2 separate regions of the Homo sapiens genome follow, and region 1 is linked to region 2. The links are chromatin contacts, found by Hi-C or POLR2A ChIA-PET in ENCODE. All regions are on one chromosome and are shown on one strand. Each heading gives the region's core, a stretch centred on a gene start or an enhancer-like site at or near the end of the contact. The rest is flanking DNA. Distances are from core to core; before and after follow the strand shown.

Evidence for each region. Hi-C counts contacts between places; a loop is a spot of excess contacts on that map. ChIA-PET counts read pairs that join two places held with the same protein, here RNA polymerase II (POLR2A). Pooled maps may share reads with other maps.
Region 1: a pooled map shows a loop between it and region 2 (2.0-fold over the local background). The contact joins two enhancer-like sites. A Hi-C loop is called at or near these places in 4 of 168 maps with a recorded cell type or tissue (Right ventricle myocardium superior, mesothelial cell of epicardium, ovary and 1 more) and 2 of 50 pooled maps. POLR2A ChIA-PET finds 5 or more read pairs at or near these places in 4 of 52 experiments (BJ, SK-N-SH, activated T-cell and 1 more).

Annotation. Positions count from the first base shown.
Region 1 is chr2:216,798,179-216,802,910 of GRCh38, forward strand. IGFBP-AS1 (IGFBP5 antisense RNA 1) reads left to right here. Exons shown (of 6, transcript NR_187138.1): 4 at 1,371-1,507. Among named protein-coding and RNA genes, the nearest start is that of TNP1, 60 kb to the right of the region's middle. Within about 2 kb of position 1,921, at least 10 of the 41 ENCODE cell types and tissues checked have a DNase peak (open chromatin) inside an H3K27ac peak, as active enhancers do; they include ovary, where a contact is called at or near this core.
Region 2 is chr2:216,732,917-216,737,396 of GRCh38, forward strand. The region is part of intron 2 of IGFBP-AS1 (IGFBP5 antisense RNA 1); the gene reads left to right. Among named protein-coding and RNA genes, the nearest start is that of IGFBP5, 40 kb to the left of the region's middle. Within about 2 kb of position 2,260, at least 4 of the 41 ENCODE cell types and tissues checked have a DNase peak (open chromatin) inside an H3K27ac peak, as active enhancers do; they include ovary, where a contact is called at or near this core.

The DNA of each region.
Region 1 (4,732 bases), core at 671-3,170, 65 kb after region 2:
ATATTACTGTTGTTTTTAACCCACCAAGTTTGCAGGAATTTATTATAGCAGCCACAGGAAACTAATGTATAGGTCCATAGAGAGGACGATATGCCAGGAGCTGTAAGGAGCCCAGACAACCTGGAACAATGCTGCAAGGAGAGAATGAGGGAATCAATTCCCAGCTTCCCCTTTCTTCATTCTCTCTGACTTCCAGATAGTGCCTCCCACTGGCCAAATCCAAATGAAAACTGTAGGGCAAGGGACTCCCCTTGATAGGGCCCCTAGGGGTTGGCCTCCTGAGGCTCAGTAGGATGGAGAAGGTTGGACTTGGAGGGACAGGTGGAACTGTCTGGCATGCCCCCCATTGCCCGAAAAGCACAACTGAACTGTTAGCATTGAACAGCCATGGAAGGATGAGGTGCAAACATTTCCATGAGATATATGTGGCAGGAATTAGTGCTTTGTGTAGTCAAGAGGAAAATAAATTGTCTGAAAAAGCTGGTGGAAGAAGTAGAAAGTTAAGTAATGTTTGAGTAGCGGGAGAAAGATGGTTGGATGATCCAGGGATGAGAAAGTGATTCCTTATATATGTATATATTTGTGCTTGGAAGATAGCTAGAGATGATGGTGGGATAAGAGTATTAGATATGTGTGAACAGCATGTGCTTATGATGTTGGGGAAATCAGGTGGGAAGAGGGAGGAACTGGGGAACACTAACCTCAAGTAGAACTATGACATTTTTTTCAAATTTCTGGCATTGTGGCAATCAACAATAGGGTCACTGCTGCCCCATGTAGAGCCCTAACTATCCCTTCTACTGACAGGCGAGGACAGCCCCATAAGATCTAGCCTCAAAGTCTAGGAGTACTGCTTCCCAGAAAGGTAGTGAGTGAGTGTTGAAGTCAGTCCTATGTCCTTTGAATAAGAAGACACAGGGCTCAGAGGATAGAAGTTGGGCTGGATGAATTACAGGGACCTGTGGTCATCATTCTAGAAGCAATTTGCTAGGCAGGGTCTGGAGGTGTTGGACTCAAACCCATCACAGCCACTGTCCTATGAGATCCTAGGAAAAGTGTTTTGTTTTTCCTGTGTCTCTCTCAGGAAAGTGGCCACAATGAGATACTTTCTATCTATCTTGAAGAGACTTTGATAAAAACAAATAATGGTAAATAAGCCAGGGGAAATAAATAACAATCACTAATTTATTAAATTTTCAAAAATCATCTAATTACAAAGCAGGGAAGAGAAAAGAAAAGGCTAGGGAGGTGGAAGATACAGAAACAATGTCAGTGGGCTAAGAAGAGACAAAAGCATTCACATTTATCAGAAGAGATAACCTTGCCCCCTCTTGCACTTGTGCTCAGGAAATTTTGCTTCTCTTTGCCAGATAATCCAAGACGGAGGAGAAGCATCTCCATGGCACCTCACTCTGATTTGCGAGGATTTGGCCAGAGAAACTGTTCTCAAGAGTGTGAATTAGGTGGCAGCTACTATTTTATGGTACCTCGCTATCCACTTTGTAAGGTACGAGTAACAACAACAACAAGCAAACCAAATTACCAAAGCACAAAAAAAAATGTGTTCAGTCAGTTACAAAATGCTCCTCAGCCAGAGAAGTGGGCATCTGACTCCTGGAGGGGCCCTTCAGCCTGTGGAGTATTCTTGTGTGTTGCAGGTTTCACAGTGAGCAGAGGCTGTCTCTGAAATGGGCAGAGAACCAGTGGGTTGTAGTAGTTTGCATATGGGGAGAAAGGGAGAGAAAGAGAGAGAGACTCTGTGTGTGTGTGTGTGTGTGTGTGTGTGGATGTGTGGCTGAATGTCATCTGTGTGTCTGCACGCAACATTGTGCCAATGAAGTTGGACATGCATCTATGTGTGGGATGGGGTCCTGGCCTTGGCAACAAGGGGGTGTACGTGTGGGTGTGAGTGACAGCAGACTCAGAGTCCAGGCCCAGGGCCTCTGGGGACTGTCACCTGCAGGACTCATCATAGAGGAGACCAGGTGCTTGGAGTGTCCCCAAAGCAATACAGAGTGCATGGTCATGAGTTTGAAAAATATTCCTGTGAGAGATATAAATAAAGCCTCTAAGCCCAAAGCCAGAGTTTTCGAAAGCCAGCCTTACACACAAGATAATTTATAGTTGCTGGTGTCCCTTCCCATGCATGACTCAGCTCTCCTAGCCCAAGTAGGCCCAGCCTGCTCCAGTAACCTTTGCTGAAAGGGAAGAGTTGAAGCAAACTCCAAGAAGCCCAATGATCCAACCACCCAGCTCCCGGACTAGCTCCTGCTGAGCTCCCTTCCTCTGTTCCCTTTGGGCAAACTCCAACCATGACATGGATGAACAGATCCTGGAAACTGAGAAACCAGAGACTTGGGTACTCCCAGCTGGCTGGTCCTTGGAAGTCTATTAAACTGGTTCCCGTATACCTTCAGGATCTTGGCGGATTCTGCTACCCATACAATGGGTATTGGCTCAAACACCCTTCCCACCACTCCCCAGCCTGCCTTCCAGCCATTGGGAGGCAGCAAAATCAGAACAAAGACCTGCTTGAAGCTAGAGAGTTTTTCTCAGTCTCAGAGACTCTTGAGCCCAACAGGAAGAATAAAAATGAGAGCACTTTTACCTTTTATTTAAAAGACAGTATATACCCATGTCAAGTGTCAAAAATATGGCTAAAAAGAGGGATAAATAGTGACATGCTTAAACATTGTGGTGAATTTGTGGGGGGAGGCAGCCAGCAAGGAACAGGGTTAGTTTTTTCAATTTTCTCCCTATATTCCTCACTTCCCACCCACCTTCTTTCGTTATATTTTTAGCAGACTCTTTGGCCAACCACGTCCAAAGAGACAGATGCAAGTACAGAGAGTGCATACTGAAACCAAAGGGTGTTTCTTTTTCTTCTTTTTTTCTTAAAAACCTTCCAGGAGTGTGGAAAGGACTGGAAGTGCTCGAAGGTCTTTTTAGCCACATGCCTTACCCCAACTGGGATCTGGAACATTTTTATGCCAAGGCCCATATGCCTGATTGTCCAAGTATAGGGGAAAAAAATATCATTCAGGGCTTTAAAAAATAGTTTAGCTTTTTGATTAAACTGCTAAACAGCCTTGAATAAAATATTTTTTTTGCTGCTCTAGCAGATGAATTTGTGCAACTGGCCTAATTTTAATACAGGATCCAACACATAATAGGTATGTAATAATTGTTGAATAGATGGATAATTCTTTAACCCTGTAATGAAGTGTCCTCATTCAACATGCATTTATTAAGCCACTCTTTGGGTGTGTACAAGTGTGTATCCTCAAAGGCTTCTTCCTGCAATAACATTCTATAATTCTGTGACCTATATTCTGAGTAAGTCATATGCTGATTCTTTGATTAATCTGGGGGAAGGAAGTTTCAAGTTAGCCAAGTTAAAACACACATACACGCTACACTCCAAACCTACACAAACCTACTTCTTAAATGATAGAAAGCGGAGGACCTTGGTAGCTGCATAGCTAAAACCACAGAATTTTGCCTGGTTTGGCCTGGCCTTGTTGGAAGTGCACAGAGCCTACTCTAGATCCCATAGCTCAGTCTTTTGAAGTTCTTCTTTTGTTCCTTGCCTCCTCTTCTTTCTGATCTTTCCATTCAGGGGTGGTCATCTTCCACATTCTCAGTTTCTGAAAGCCCCCTGTTCTCCTAGTCACCCCTGTCTTTTCCCATCTTAAAAATAACAAAGGCTGTGTGTCATTCATATGTGCGGATTGATCTGCACATGTGGATGAATTTGATTTAGAGATCCTTGCATGTTATTGGAAGGTAACAGACTAACAGAGAGGCGAAGAGACTCCCAAGATCACACAGCTATTGAATAGCAGCAATCTAGCCCATTGTTCTGATCTGAAATTGATCTATAATTCTCAAGTGAGAGCTACAGATACAATTCCACAAGCCTGCCAATTAGGAGACTTGAGGTGGCCTTGAGGCTGAGTCAAGCCAATCTTTCTGCCCTTTTGATAGCTGGTCACTCCCCTTGGATCTATACTATTTGCTTCAGCTTCTAGTGATTTCTTCTACTCTGTTTGGGATATTCACACTGTATTAGGAATTTATAGACCTGGATGGGCCCACCAGATGTCATCTGCTTTCTGAAGTTCTCAATCACCAGGCAGAATTCCAGCCCCAGCAATCCTTTGTTCTGAAGGATATAGGGAGGCCCTTCAGTAAGAAAATCAGTCTGAATTTCTGTTTTTCCCTCCAGAATGACAGTGGCCCCTTCTGTTGGGTTTGCAACATTTACTCTGGAAGCCCCCACTGCACGCTTACCCTAATCATCTGCAGGTCTTGGCTGAGCATTTAGAGATTCAGAATACCATATTGGGTACAACAAGGGTCTCCTGGAGCCAAAAAGATACAAACTTTCAATCCCACTGGTTAGGGTTGGAAGGAAGACAAATACACAGAAGATTCTGTTGTTCCGATGAAAGGGATCTCTGTGTCTGCACAGCGATGACAGGGAATGGTGTTTGGTCTCAAACAGCACGTTTCTGACCCGATTGACTTGGAAGATGGGCTGCTCTTGCATTGCGGCCCATGCCAAGGTCACGGGGACACATGACCACTGCAGGGAAGGAAGATCTGTATTCTCTGGCGAAAATTCACATGAGTGGGGAAGGAGAGGAGGAGGTGGCATGCAGAGAGAGGGGCCATCCCACTTTGCAAATCCCTCCTCCAGCTTTGTCACTGCTCCCCACCCCTCAAGTTA
Region 2 (4,480 bases), core at 1,010-3,509:
AAAACTACTTGGAGAAATGCATCAAGTGTTCTAAAATGGCATCGGCTGAGGTGGATTTGTTTGTTCTTACGAGAGGTGGTATCCCCCGTAGGCAAGAGAAGAGGCAGAGTTAGTCTCATAAACATTCCGGCTTGGATATCAACCAGGTTCGCCATCCTAGGACAGAAAATGTCATGTCAATGATATTTTCAAAGAGGTTTGCTTCAGATCTTTCCAAGGACATGTTACTAAAATGGGCTTTTTGGAGAATAAGTCCCCTCGTCATGGATGTGGTCAGATGGGGATTAGAGGTCAGACTGCAAGATGGTGAGAGTGTGGGAGGGATTTGCATGTGGGCTATGGAAGAAACGGGGAAGGTCCCTGAAGTCCCATAAACCCCCACGTTCTATAAATCTCTACAAGCCGGGACTCAAACCCAGATGATTTTTTTAATGTTTGTTTTTTAACTAGGACATGCTGCCTCTGCTCAGGCCCTTAGAGTCGTTACGGGTCACTGTGGCCATTCCTCTGCCTCTGCTCCCATCTGAAGCTGACCGAAGTCTATCATGTTGGGAAATATCCCCAGGGAATATGCGCTTTGGTTTTTCATGGTTGTGAGTTAGGAAATCCTCCTAAACTTCCTCTTTGGGTCAGTTTTAATTCCTTCCTTCCTTCCTTATAGTCCATCTGTGAAAAATCACATTTATTAGTTAAATATTTATCGAACACTCACCATGTAACTGTACTAAATTAAGGGGTTACTGAGATGAACAAGGCAGGGACTTAAAGGGGGTCACCTTTCCTGAGATTCCCTCTTTCTAGCATAGGTACCATGATCTACATTTTACAGATGAAGCGGCTGAAGTAGACAGAAGGCCATCACTTGTATAAGGGTATAAGGTCACAGAGCTAGTAACTGGCTTAGCTCCTGGCTCTGAGATTTTGCTTTTAACCTTCGCACTGCTCTGCGTCTCAGTAAACCAAGGAATATGTCTGTTAGAAACTAGAACGATGTCTTAATCACAGTTGTCTCTGGGTTATGAGAATTTGGGTGATTTTTATTTCCTTCTTTATGCATTTCTATGTAGCCCAAATTTTAGAATTTTGGAGCTGTCTGAGCCCCAGATCTCCATACTCAGTTGTCTGACCTGGCTGTCTTCCAGGTCCTGGTCAAGCTCAACCTGTCCAAAGTGGAATTCAAGTTTCTACCCCAAACTTGCTCCTCTCTGTTTCTTTGTTTGAGTAAATGCCCTCCTCTGTCACCTTTTCTCACCTCTTCTCAAGCCAGAGACCATGCATCCACTGTCTTCTTCCTCTCTTTCCATTTCCAATCAGTGTAGTAAGTTTTTCATAAAACTATGGGCATTCAATCAAAACCCCCACTCTTTATCATGAAATTGTGTTCGTCCTATGTCTTTGATATCAAAATGCTTTATTCGTTCATTCATTCAGATGGAGTTTGCTTTTGTCACCCAGGCGGGAGTGCAGTGGCGCAATCTCAGCTTACTGCAACCTGTCTCCTGGGTTCAAGTGATTCCCCTGCCTGAGCTTCCCGAGCAGCTGGGATTACAGGCATGTGCCACCACACCCAGCTAATTTTGTGTTTTTAATAGAGACAGGGTTTCACCATGTTGGCCAGGCTGGTCTCAAACTCCTGAGCTCAGGTGATCCGCCCATCTCGGCCTCCCAAGGTTCTGGGATTACAGGCATAAGCCACCATGCCCGGCCTGTGTAGTAAGTTTTTCATAAAACTATAGGCATTCAATCAAAACCCCCACCCTTTATCATGAAATTGGGTTCATCCTATGTCTTTGATATCAAAGTGCTCCTTTTAGGCCGGGTGCGGTGGCTCATGCCTGTAATCCCAGCACTTTGAGATGCTGAGGCAGGCAGATCACGAGGTCAGGAGATCGAGACCATCCTGGCTAACACAGTAAACCCTGTCTCTACTAAAAATACAAAAAATTAGCCTGGTGTGGTGGCGGGCACCTGTAGTCCCAGCTACTCAGGAGGCTGAGGCAGGAGAATAGCGTGAACCCAGGAGGCAGAGCTTGCAGTGAGCTGAGATCGTGCCACTGCACTCCAGCCTGGGCAGCAGAGCGAGACTCTGTCTCAAACAAACAAACAAACAAACAAACAAAAACTCCACAAAATGCTCTTTTTAAATGAAATGTTGGAGATGGTAGATGGCAGATGTTGTCTGTTTGTGTGTATTTCATACAGTGAAGGGACACTGCTTGTTGCTACTGAAACTCAGCGCCCCTTTCCACCTCCAACAGGAGCTGTTTTGTTCAGGCGTCCACCCCACCCCCTGATTCGGAGGGCAGGCCTGGTGAGGCTAAGCCAGCGGTCCTCAGACCGTGGCCATAAGACCCTTTCAGGGGGTCTGGGAGGTCAGAACTATTTTTATACTAAGCCATTATTTGCCTTTTTCACTTTCATTCTCTCACAAGTATACACTGAAGTTTTCCAGAGGCGAGCTGTCATGTGATATTGCAACAGATTGAATGCAGAGGCAGATAGGAGAGGCCAGCTGTCTTCTATTAAACTGGAAATAAAAGGGATTTGCAAAGATGTGGAACAATGCTACACTTCTCACTGAATTCTTAAAGGCCATAGTTTCAAAAAAATAACAAATATGTTATTGATGTTAACATGTAATGCAGTTGTTATTGTTATTTTTAAATGAATTGATAAATAAATATCTTTTAAAATTCCCAGTATTAATTCCTAATATAACACATATCTATAGATGTAACTCACCCAAAAAAAAAGCTCTCTGGAGTCCTCAATAATTTTTAGAGTTTTAAAATGGTTCCATGTCAGAAAAGTTTGAGAACTACTGGTTTAAGCTGGTGACAGCTATTGTTCATGTAAGTGACCCAAATTAGCCCACTCAGATTAGATGGTGGAAGGATTTATAGTGCATGCTTGGGGCAGAAGTTCCTCTGCTTTCTCTTGTTGAATGTGAAAGCTTTTAGTTTGCATTGCTCCTGGTAGCCTTTTGTAGCCAGGAGGGACCATACAGGGGCTGTGGATAGCAGTGTGGAGAGAGGGGAAGGTGACATTCTGGGGCCTAGAGAATGTCACTAGACTGCTAATGTGACATTGTATAGAGTCACTCTACCTTTGCTCTTCCAGTGACATGAGAAGATTTGTCTTCTTATTGTTGAATTCAGCTTGAGTTGGGGGCTCCATTGCTTGCCCCAGAAGCTCCCCTGAGTGAGCATTTGGAAAATGAGTTGGCATTCCCATGTAGGACTCAAACTTTGGGAGACATTTTACTGTTATCTGTAATCTGTGAGCCACCACATTAAATGATCCTTGGAGGTTTCCAATCATGAGGAACCACCAAGAAGGAAGAAAGGGGCCGAGATGGAGACGCAGTAGAAGGAGTTAGGCTATGCAGACAGAGCGAAAAACTCTTAGAAAATAAGGATGCCATGGAATTAACAGGCCTGCTAAGTCCTCTGACAGCCACATCTCATTCCCTCCCATGTTTCCAGACCCCACTCCTCCACTTCTCTAGCTTCCTTCTTTGTAAACCAAAGTGTCAACATCTGTTTGGATGAGCAGACTCATGGTGACAGCTGGGAGAATTTGACCCACTGCTTGACAAGTGGCAGATTAAACTTGAGGAGAGGCTCCTACACCAGAGATTCATGTCACCAAATTGAGAAGGAAGGGGGGCTGGGGTGGGCAGGGAGCCTGAGGCATCTGGGGCCTCTTCCCGGGACCTTCCATTCCTTCTGACTGTGATTGTGCTTGTCTCTGTTTTGCCACTTTGTTCAGGACTTTCAAAGGATCTTGCATATAAATTTGGGTGCAATGTGGGTGATGCCCATGGTAGAGAAATCACTTTGCACATCTTTTGAAAATAGCATCCTTCCCTTTTTAAGTAGTGCTCTTGCCTGTTAAGATAAGTATGGGGCAAAGGAACAATGACTGGTTCCCTCCCTCCCCCCCACCCCTTCCCTCCTTTCCTTCCTCCCTCCCTTTCTCTCTCTCTCTGTCTCTTTCCTTCTCTTTCTTTCTTTTCTTTCTTTTTCTTTCTTCTTTCTTTTCTTTCTCTCTCTCTCTTTCTCCCTTTCCTTCCCTTCCTTTTCTTTCCCTTCCCTTTCTTCTCTCTCTTTTCTTTTCTTTTTTTCTCTTTTCTTTTCTTTCTACAAGATAGTCTGTGTCCATGGCAGGGATGTCCTGGGAAACCTGAAGTGATTGTGTTGGGTTGAAAATCTCAAGAAGGTGGAAAACTTTTGTCTGATTTTTTTTACTTTCTTCTTGGTGGGCAGCAAGATGGGGAGGAAACAGGAAGAGAGCTGGGAACTTGAGAGGACAACTTAGACTTTTCTCTGATAAATTGCAAGTAGGACATTCAAGGTCTCTCTTGTTAGAGACCAAAGTTGGATAGACGCTCCTTGAACTTTTCTTCTTCTTTTTTTTTTTTTTTTGCTAAACAAAAACTGCTACAAAGATACAAAGCACACCAGACTTGGGATAAGCC